2 separate regions of the Homo sapiens genome follow, and region 1 is linked to region 2. A link is an interaction called in ENCODE POLR2A ChIA-PET data of the cell type or tissue named here. Cell type or tissue: OCI-LY7. All regions are shown on one strand. Links, peaks and the distances in the headings refer to the core of each region. The heading gives the core; the rest is flanking DNA. Region 1 overlaps GFOD1 (Gfo/Idh/MocA-like oxidoreductase domain containing 1). Region 2 has its middle 41 kb from the start of SIRT5.

Region 1 (5,376 bases), core at 74-5,073, 150 kb before region 2:
AAGAGACCTTCCAAGCTAGTGGCCAGCTTCCCATGCAGGGAGGCCTGGGGCAGTCCTCCCCTTCATGTCAGTGGCACATACAGACCAGAGTCTAAGGAGGCAGGGAGGTGGGACGGGGGCAAGAGGTCCCATGGGAGAACAGAGGTTTGGAGTTGGATACAGTGGTGACAGTGGTCAGGGACTTGCGGACAGAGGAAAATGGCCAGGACTGTGAACTCCAGCAGTTGAGTCCTGCTATATTGGTCCAAAATAGCCAAATGACAACTACTGTACCTCGGTGGTCGCTATTCTAGAGAGTGGCCTAGAACAGCCATTCTTGAGCCTACACCACCACTCCACGCTTGGACAAGCCAGGATTCACAGTGCACCCCCTGGATCCAAGGGACAGAGCCAGAGTCTCATAAGCCACACTACCCCCATAGAAAGAGCCAATTTCTGGAGTGGAAGAGGAAAAAGCAGAATGCCAAACATTGGGTCACCAGAGTCATGTAAAAGAGGCTGAGATACAAGAAAACACAAATGATTGGGTTGGGTGAGATTGCTGGGTTGAACTACAATTCCATTTCCTACCCACCCACCTAAGAGGATGGAGGCCTAGAATGGCGGTCAGCCTGGCTGTTGAGAAATAAAGGAATCTATGCTTTCTCTTCCCAAGCATGGCGTGAAACCTCATCACACATCCAAAAGGCTGGGAACCTCCTATCATCTCCCAAAGCCCTCACTTAGTCCCCAACAAAACCTCAGAATCTCCTTGTTGATTGCAAGTCAATACTTCAAGAGAAACACTATCCTCACTGTGTGTACAGTGGGAAGGCAAGATACTTTAAACTAGGCAACATCTCAGAATAAATGTAGGAAATTCTCTATTCAAGGTGGGTTGTGCTTTAGTGAAGGGATCACAAGTGTATTTACCCAGCAGATATGTTTTTTTTTTTTTTTTAAAAGCCAATATATTTCACACAGTCCTAAGTTTTGGTCTCAAAAAATGCAAAAATCCAGAAACATTGGGTTTCTTCTGCAGAGCCTCCTGCATGACAACACTCAGTTGTAGCTATCTAGTGGCTTCCACAGTTAGATGGCATGTACATCTCCAGTATACCACAGTCCTCACCAGTCTCTAGTGCATTGCTGTCCTGTATTAGTTTTGTATTGCTGCTATAACAAACCAGCACAAACTGAGCAGCTTAAAACAACACCCATTTACTGCTTTTCAGTTCTCTAGAACAGAAGTTCAGGTGGGCTCAGCTGGATCCCTGATTAGGGTTTCACACAATCATTCTGGAGAAGAATCTGCTTCCAAGCTCATTCAGGCTGTTGGTTGAACTTGGTTCCTTGTGGCTATAGGACTGAGGTCCCCATCTCCTTGCTGGCTGTCAGCTTCTACAGAGCCCACTTTCCTGCTGTGTGCCCTGCCATCTTCAAGCCAGCAACAGCATGTGGAAGTTGGATGCTTCTCATGCTTGGAAGCCCTTGGACTTCCTCTTTTGCCACCAGTGAGAGAGAATTTGCCACCTTTCCAGAGCTCCTGTGATTAGATTAGGCCCACCCAGATGATCCCCTTTTTGCCGTAGAACTAATCACAGAAGTAACACCAAGTGGCAAAGGTCCTCTTAGAATTCTACCTCCCACAGTTTCTCCAGCCCCGTCCACTCATTGTGTCACCTGCCTGCAAGCTCTAGAAACCCCCACAGAGGAAGAGTCTTAAGTATTCTCAGACATATGTCTACATTCCTTCCAAAACTCTCTTTGTTTCTGAGTTCCTTCAGTAGTTTTTACTCCATCAAAAAGAAAGACTCAGTGAGGTGCTCTAGGGTTTTTAAGATCTATTTTCAGTCCCTTGTTATCAATGAGATTGTGTCCCCACCTCTGGGCTCCCTGTAGGCAGTAGCAACAGAAACAGGTGCAGAGCAGGGCCAGAGCCTCAGTCTTGGGGCAGAAAAGGGCACAAGGAAGAGAAGAGGAGCTAAAATTGTATGTATCCACTTGGCATCAGGGGCTTCCCTTTGGCTCACTTAAGCACCACTCCAGCACCATCACCCCCATTTGTAGAAAATGGGGAACTAAGGCTTAGAGATTATGATTGCCCAAGGTCAGAGATATGTGCAGATCCAGGGTGCAAATTCAGTTCTGTGGTCCCAAAGCCCCGTGTTTTCCATTTTTCACATGAGTGGAATGGGGGATAGGATGAAACGACTGAGCCTCAGAACTACCAGATGGGTTAATAAAGGAAGTGCCAACCCCTCAGGCTCCGCCCCCAGCAGACCCCAGCATTGTATTGAGAAGATTTGGGAAATCAATGAAAGGAGGGCAGAGTCTAGAGCTTGAAGATGAAAGAACTGGAAAGCAAGAAGGGCTGGAGGCTTGACATGGGAGAACACAGTGGCTCTTCTCTTTGAAGACGAATAGCTGGTTGCTCCATATCCATGGCAGTGAACCTGCTGGGACAACTGAAAGATTATTATCGAGAAAGAGAGAGGATGGGGAAACCAGCCATTATAGTGCTGGGGTTCCTACAGGATTCCCACAGCTGAATAAAGGAAGTCCTCCCAGGGCCCCAGCCTTCCGCAAGTGGGCACCTCTCATCTCAGCCAAAGGAACCAGGCAGTGATGGGCATGCCACATACTCCACTTCCATGAACCTAGGTGCCAGCAGGAAAGCCACTGCGGGATCACATTAACCCCACCTCCTGCAGCCTAGGAACGCATGTCCTTGGAGGGATAAAAACACCTAGAGTGGCCAAAGCCTGCCCAAGAAAGGAAAGCAGCCCAGTGCTCCATGCTTCCTCCCCAAGAAACAAGAGATCCTCCTGCTTCAGCCAGAAGCAGAGGGAAACAATCAGCTTATGAGAACCCCATCTGCTGCTGGTGTGGCCTAACAGAGGCAATAAACCCCTCCTGCAGCCAGGAGGCAAACCAGCTCCAGGGCTCCACCCACAGCAGGTGGTAAACATGATTAACGTGCTACTGCCCAGAGCACTTTCACCTGCACCAGCTCCAATGGTAGACGCAGTCTGTGCCAAGGCCCAGGGAGTGGTGGGAAGATGGTAATCGTAAAAACTGACAAGTAACCTACAGTGCAATAATTGAGTGTTTGTGTGTTTGGGGGAGGAAAGGTAGTAGAGATGTGTGATTTTGGGGAGCTGCCCAGCCCCTGAATCTCCTTGCTGTGATTGGGAAATTTCCCACCTGAGAGTCTTGGTGGGTGGTACAGCCTCCCCCCATAGAAGGCACGCCAGCTGTTTGCTTTCCCAGAAGCCTTTGCAGCAAAGCCATGGGCACACAGCCAGGCTTGGCCAACCAGGGACACCACTCTGGCCTGGTACATGAGAATGGAGGAAGGTGGAGATCTGTGCTGGCAGTGGGGGTAGCAGCATCTAGTTTCTAGGGCTGTGATGCCCGTGATGCAATGACGGCTTCTATCACCCAGCACCAGCACCACTGCAAGCAACCGACTCTGTCTACACCTGATGGGTTCTCTGGTGTGATCTGGACTGTGGTTGCAGCTGCCAAGCCTTTCTTTGTTCCTTGTGTTTCTCAAGCTGACTTCCCCAGCCTCTCATACATTTCCGTGAGGAACTAAGGTCCTTTCAAATAATTCCCTTCTGCTAAAATCAGCCAGGTAGTTTCTGTTGTTGGCAATTTAAATGCCTCTTGAGTACAACAGGTTTCCAAGCTTTCTGGACCCCTTTCTGAAAAGATTGATTTGGACATGGAGGAAGCTCTGAGTGCCTATTAGTAAAGCAGCCCAAGATCTAGTGTGATTTGTCAGACAGGGAAGTGAAATGAGGGTCAGGGGACGTGGATTGAAATTCTCACCTGGCATTTGCAAGCCATGTGGCCCAAAGAAGCTTAGTTCACTTACCTGTAAAACTGGAATAATAACACCTTCTTCAACAGGCTGCTTTGAGGATGAAAGGACAGATGGGCACTGTCCTGACCCATGAAAAGTGCTCATAAATGTCTGCTCAAGTCAATAACAGACCCAAATAAAAACTACACAGGTCAGCTCTTAGAGCTGCAAGAATTCAAAACAAGTTGGTGGCAGGGAGGTAAGTGCGTGGCAGCACAGGGGATGGGAAAGATACAGACTCAAAAGCTACGTGGGTTCTAGATCTGGCTTTGCCACTCATTCCATTCCGTCTGTGAAACAGAGCTGATATCTGGTCCTGCCAGCTTTGTTAAGACTGCTGACAGTATGAAATGAATAGTATATGGGAAAGTTTGTGGAAGGAATAGGCCTACTGCAAGAAGAAAGTTATTACTGAGATGTAGTTACAAATAAAACCAAAGAATACACTTACTGTAGGGCTCTCTTCCAGGGATCCCTGGGCAGATGCTCTTATGAATGAAAACAAAATGCAAAACTGCAGCCCCCAGATCTGCCCACGTGAATATCATGATGGGGTGCTGGCGGGAGCAGCTTAGCGAATGTCAAGTTCAATTTATGACATACACACACCCCTGGCGGAGACTTGTGTTGGCATTGCTGGCTGGCTGGGGTGGCCACAGGGAGTCAAGGCTGGAAAAATGGAGGGTAGAGGTTGCCTGAGCACTTAGCTACACACATTATTAACTGCTCCCAGGAAATAAGGAAGGCTTAGCTAGCTATGCAAGGCTGTAGATTAAAACTCCTCTTTCCAAATCACAAAACCTCACTTTTGGTTGCAAGCTGATATTTTCATAGGTCTATGCTACCATCCTCACTAGGCTGAGGATCGCTGGGAAATTCGTCTTATCAACAGAGCTCAGAAACCTCAGAAATGGGCAAGGTGAGACACAGAAGTGGGGAGTGTAAGGGAATGTTTACAAAGCATCTGACCCCAGATTGCCCAGGCTTCCTCCTGCAGCCCAGAAGCCAGCAGATTTCTTCCCTCCTACAACCTCTTATCTCCAAGGGACAGTGCTTAATGTTTCACCTAGGGACCCAATGACAACCACTGAGCTGAATGAGATGGGGGTTTCAGCAAGCCCAGCTATCCAAGGCTGAAAGGCTGAAATACTGCTCACTCCTGGGGGTGGAGAGCAGTCATGCTGCCCCTGGTGCTGGCTGGGCTGAGTCCTGGTGCTTTGTTTTCTTTTGCAACAATATGCAAAAATAATGCAGACTGTTTTTGAAGACAGAAACCCAGTTGGCAAGAACTCCCAGAAAACTGGGTGCACCTGAATCTGTGTTGGCCCCAGCAACACTCATTCAAAATCTGAAAAGCTGGAAGCCCACAGCCTGCTTGGTGATGTCAGGTGGCAGCAGCCCCATTTTACAGACAAGGAAATGGGCTAGGAGTTAAGTTTTCATATTTTCTCTTCCACCTAATACAGTGAGGCCCTAGAAGAGGCCAGGATACAGGTAATAAAGGCTCCAGCCCCTGAGAAAAGGGT
Region 2 (5,376 bases), core at 108-5,107:
CAGTCAAAGAGTTTCCAATCTTATCAGAGGAGACAATAATAAGCACATAAATAAATAAAACTGCCTCAGATTGTATGTAAGCCTGCTCTTATCTGTTAGGTAAAAGAAACTGGCTTAATTCTAGCTATGGAAACGACTTACAAGGGGTTATGCTTAGTGGTTCAAAAATGTCAACAAGGACTGGAGTTCATTCCACCTCTCTTGTTTTGCTGTATCCTAAGATTAGAAGCAAGGTGGCTGCAGCAGCTCCAGGCATCCATTCAGGTATAACCAGGGCCAGAGGGAGAAGAGGCCTTTCCTTCCTGCGACTCCCCAAGGAGAGAGGGACTGTTCGCGAAAAGATCTCACAGACTTCTTTCATGTCTCCTTAACTAGAATTGGGTCACTTGCGCATCCCAGAACCAAAAACTGGCAGAGGGAATCAAATTAACTTTTGATCAAACAGGATGGAGTCTCTGCCCCAAGGAGGTATGTAGGAAGATGAAATCTGACTAGAATTAGGGTTCCTTTAAGGAGGAAGAAGAGGGAAACAAATTCTGGGTTGGCAGCCAACCGTATTGACAACACTAAGAGGGCATTTAAAAACCCAGTAGGGTAGTGAGACAGAGGGCTCGGGAAAGGCTGCCCTAGATCTTGTCCCCATTGCCACTGCCCGGGGCTATGGCAGGAGCCCCCTGGCTGGTCTTCCAGCTACTAGCCTGCTCTCTCCTGCTCTCTCTCACCCCCTGCACCCATTTTCCACACCCTCCCACTGGATCTGCCTAAAATGCAAATCTCCTCACGTTATTTTCTTGCTTAAAATGCTCCTGTAGCGTTACTTCATGTGGAATAAAAAGGCAAACTTTCTAGCAAGAGATGATAATTTAGTACTTCCCACATGCAGGGCACGATTCTAAGCACTGTCTACTGTGTTATTTAACTTACCTCTCAGAACAGCACTCCCATGGAAATCCTATTCTAGCCCCATTATACGAGAGGCAGTCGTGCACTGGGATGTTCATCTTGTCCGTGTGTGAGTTTCCTATTGCTGCTGTGACACATTACCACAAACCTAGTGATTTATTTATGTATTATTATTATTTGTTTGTTTGTTTGTTTGTTTGTTTGTTTTTGAGACAGAGTCTCACTCTGTAGCCCAGGCTGGAGTGCAGTGGCACGATCCTGGCTTGCTGCAACCTCTGCCTCCCAGGTTCAAGCTATTCTCCTGCCTCAGCCTCTGGAGTAGCTGGGATTACAAGTGTGCACCACCACACCCAGCTAATTTTTGTATTTTTAATAGAGACGGGGTTTTGCCGTGTTGGCCAAGCTGGTCTCGAACTCCTGGCCTCAAGTGTTCTGTCACCTCGGCCTCCCAAAATGCTGGGATTACAGATGTGAGCCACTGCACCCGGCCCAAACCTAGTGCTTTAAAATAACAAATTTGTTATCTTACTGTTCTGGAGTCAGAAGTCCACAGTCAAGTTTCCCCGAGCTAAAATGAAGGTGCCTGCAGGGCTGCATTCCTTCTGGAGGCTCTAGAGGCAAATCCATTTTCTTACCACTCCCACCTTCTAGGGCTGCCTGCATTCTCGCCACAAGGCTACAATCACTCCACCTATGATTCCATCATCCATTTCCTGCTCTCCTTTCTGACCTCCTGCCTCCTTTTTTTAAGGGCCATTGTGATTACATTAGCCTCGCTCAGATAATCCAGGATAATCTTCCCTTCTCAAGATCCTTAACTTAATCACATCTGCAAAACATCTTGTAACATAGTCACAAGATACAGAGATTAGGACGGCAGCATCTTTGGAGAGCCGTTATTCTGTCTTCCACTCCTCAGCTCATATGGCAAGAAAGGAGTGGAACCAAGCTTTGAACTCAGCCTCTGCAGGCTCTGCAGCTCCCAGAAGGAGCCATGGGAGTTGGCTTGCTGCACCCTCTCCCAACCTGGTTGTTTTGTCTTCCACCTGGAAAGCCTTTCTTGCATATCCCAGCTCCTCCCAGGGCTGATTCCCACTTGCCCTTAGGACTCAGCTCAAAGTGATCTCTTTTAGGAAGCCTGCCATGGTTATCCCTTTACCCTTCAGCTGGACTGTCTGTCTCTCCTCCAGGCTCCCAGGTCACCAGAGCTTCCTAACTTATAACTTATATTATATATCACTTATACCTAACTTCAAATGGGAATGGGCTTCCCACAGAGTGCCTAGAACTCAGGAAATACTGGTTAGTTGGTGGGTTGGTGGGTGGGTTGGTTGGTTGATTGGTTGGTTGGTTAGTTGGTTGGTTGGTTGAATGAATGAATGATTGAGCTGAGGGTAAGACATTTGAAAGGGGAGACATGATAACAGCTAATAGACATTAGGGAAGGATTTTTTGGCAATTGTCTTTTGAAAACTGTTCTAGGGTGGAGGTACATTTCAGGGTATAGAATGACTTGTACTTTCAGGAACCAAAAGGGATCCAGGTGGGGCCCCCAGTAAGGAACCAGTAAGTTGACATCTCAGGCTGCTCAGGCTGAGTTTTTCAACTCAATTACCAGGTGAGAAAGAAAGCAAGTTTAAGGGCAGGAGCTAGGTTTCAGAATAAAGAGTGAGTACCTGGTGGTGGTGTGTCTCTTGGGACAGGTGAGTGATAGACCAGGCACGATTTCAGAACCTAGAAAGACAAGCCGTTAGCCACTCCCCACCTTGGGAACTTTCAATTCATTAGAGCTTAGAGCTTGAAGCCTACATTACATACACACACATGCACGCATACACTCACGCATGCACACACATTGAAGCAAAAAGAAATTAAGTTCACTGCCACAATCATAGAAGTAGTCAGTGGCAGAACCAGGCTGTGAACCCAAACTGGCTGAGTTCAGCTCTGTATGCTTACCATTGCCTGTCACTGCCTGTCAAGCTGCCTGTCAAATACCAGTTGTATTCTGACCACACTGCCTGTCAAATACCAGTTGTGTTTTATTTTTTTATTTCAGATTCAGGAGGTACATGTGCTTGTTCATTACATGGGTATTACATGCATAATGGTGGGAGTTGGGTTTCTAGTGTCTTCATCACCCACATATTGGACATTTTACCCAGTAGGTAATTTTTCAACCCAGCCTCCCATCCCGTTGGAGTCCCCAGAGTCTATTTTCTCCATCTTTATGTTCATGTGTACCACCAATTACGTTTTATTTTTAAAATAAAGCAATTATCTGGGGATTTTGGAGCCTGACCTAGTTGACATAAAGCCCACAGAAAGAAATAAAGTCAAGGAGAAGACAGAGGAAGAAGGAGTGAGTACTCTCTGCAAAGAACATGTCTCAAAACCAGAAATCAGAAGGCCCAGGGTATCAGGCCGGTCCTTCATGCTCTAAGTGGATTTCCCTCTTAAACTCCGCAATGACCATTCAGTGAGTGTTAGAGTTTTGACCGGATGGAAAGGATTCTTATATGTAAAAAAAAATTGGCCAGGAACAGTGGCTCACGCCTGTAATCCCAGCATTTTGGGAGGCCGAGGTGGGCGGATCACTTGAGGTCAGGAGTTGAGACCAGCCTGGCCAACCCAGTCTCTACTAAAAATACAAAAACAGCCGGGAATGGTTGCAGGTGCCTGTAATCCCAGCTACTTGGGAGGCTGAGGCAGGAGAATTGCTTGAACCTAGGAGGCAGAGGTTACAGTGAGCCGAAATCATGCCATTGCACTCCAGCCTGGGCGACAAGAGCAAGACTCTGTCTTAAAAAAAAATTACGTTATAATTCTATCTCATTAGGTCCTGCAAACGAGAGGCAGGATGAGTTCTCACCCAAAAGAGCACATTTATGTCAACTCTGGAGTTCACCAATGCATTGAATAAATCGAAGCTCCCTAAAAGGCTCACCTAATATTCTGAATTATGTTTTTATCAAAATAAATATAAAACACTCCTGCGCTAGGAAAGCTAAAGTGCCGACATATATTGATACAAACCAGGGCTCTCTCAAGCAAACCGAGTACACTTCTGTTGGATCATAGAGGGACTAGGGCTTTAATTCTTATTTTCCCCAAAGAGGTATTTATATGCACCACAGGTGGAGAGTGGCAAAGGTGCAGGGGCCAGGAGAGGCCTTGGAGGAGCAGGGAGCAGCCCGACGTGGCTGGCATGGTTGGGGCTGGGCAGGAGAAGAGGCTGATGATCCAACAAGGCTGTGCATGCCCAGATAAGGAGCTTGGACATCTCTCACAGGAAATCCGGAGCCCTTGAAGGTCAGGGCAATGCAAGGACCCTTGGCCCTTCCAGCTGCCAACAGTAGATGCAAAGCAAAGTCATGGAATGATGAGAAAGTGCAGAGTAAGTGAGCTCAGTCTCCACTGCTCAGTCACTGCTCAGCTCTGAGAGGCAGGGTTTGTCACCTCACTTCTGGAGTCTCAGGTACCTGGTGAAGTGCCATAAAGGCAGGGATGTCAATCAACTATTTAGCTGCCAGTGAAAAATAAGACATTCTCAAACATGAAACATATAGTAATATGTAAAGGTACATCATGTATGTGATACACACTAACCTTGCAGACTTACTTAAAACAATCATGAATCATGTTCTGTATTCTCCATTCCTTCATCTGATAATAGTAATTCTTGGTAATGAGAAAAATACCCAGGCAGGTAATCAATTCAATGGCTGTCAGTTGTGTTTTCAATTTTCACTAGACTCTGCCCAGCCTATTTAAGGCACTTCAAAAATTAAATCTTTTCCTGAAAAGGTGAATTTTCAGTAAAGAACCAAATAAACTTTCAAATTGTATTATCTGAACATTATTGTTACGGCAGCTGGAATTCTTGATAAAAATTCCAGGAAACCTAGTTGTGAGGAGAAATGAATACTGCACATTGGGAGATAACCTGGATCACTGTGAATCACTCTGGACTTTAAAAAAAAAAAATCCTGATGATCCATCACATTCCAGGCCATTTATATGCAAGCCAGTTGGCTCAGCATCTCTGGGGGAGGACCTGGGCATCAGTACTTATTTCCTAAAACTCCCAGGTGTCTTCAGTGAGCAGGTGGCAACCAAGCTGAATATAGAATCACCTGGAGATTTTTTTACACTACTGACATCTGCCTGCACACCCCCAGCCCACCCCCTGCCCCCGCCGCCCCTGCACACACCACACCAGAGATTCTGATCCAGTTGATCTGAACAGGGACCTGGCTTTTCTTTTTTTTCTTTTTTCTTTTTTTTTTTTTTTTTTTAAGACAGAGTCTCACTCTGTCACCCCAGCTGGAGTGCGGTGGCCCAATCACAGCTCACTGCAGCCTTGACTTCCCTGGATTCAGGCGATCCTCCCACCTCAGTCTCCTGAGGAGCTGGGACCACAGGCGTGCACCACCACATCCGGCTAATTTTTGTATTTTTTGTAGAGATGGA

Evidence for each region. ChIA-PET counts read pairs that join two places held together with the same protein. Peaks named below come from ENCODE experiments on the same cell type or tissue, not always from the same donor. Only the 100,000 strongest peaks of a DNase experiment are listed, where the experiment ranks them.
Region 1: POLR2A ChIA-PET joins it to region 2 with 5 read pairs; 4 of 35 experiments call an interaction of 5 or more read pairs at or near these places.

The regions. Positions count from the first base shown.
Region 1 is chr6:13,376,095-13,381,470 of GRCh38, forward strand. All of the region lies in intron 1 of GFOD1 (Gfo/Idh/MocA-like oxidoreductase domain containing 1), which reads right to left. Among named protein-coding and RNA genes, the nearest start is that of TBC1D7-LOC100130357, 50 kb to the left of the region's middle. In OCI-LY7, for the core only: a CTCF peak has its summit at 2,900; DNase peaks (open chromatin) are centred at 1,469, 2,917 and 3,477; H3K27ac peaks cover 833 bases.
Region 2 is chr6:13,530,563-13,535,938 of GRCh38, forward strand. No RefSeq gene overlaps it. Among named protein-coding and RNA genes, the nearest start is that of SIRT5, 41 kb to the right of the region's middle. In OCI-LY7, for the core only: no CTCF peak of the experiment used is centred there; a DNase peak (open chromatin) is centred at 5,009; H3K27ac peaks cover 928 bases.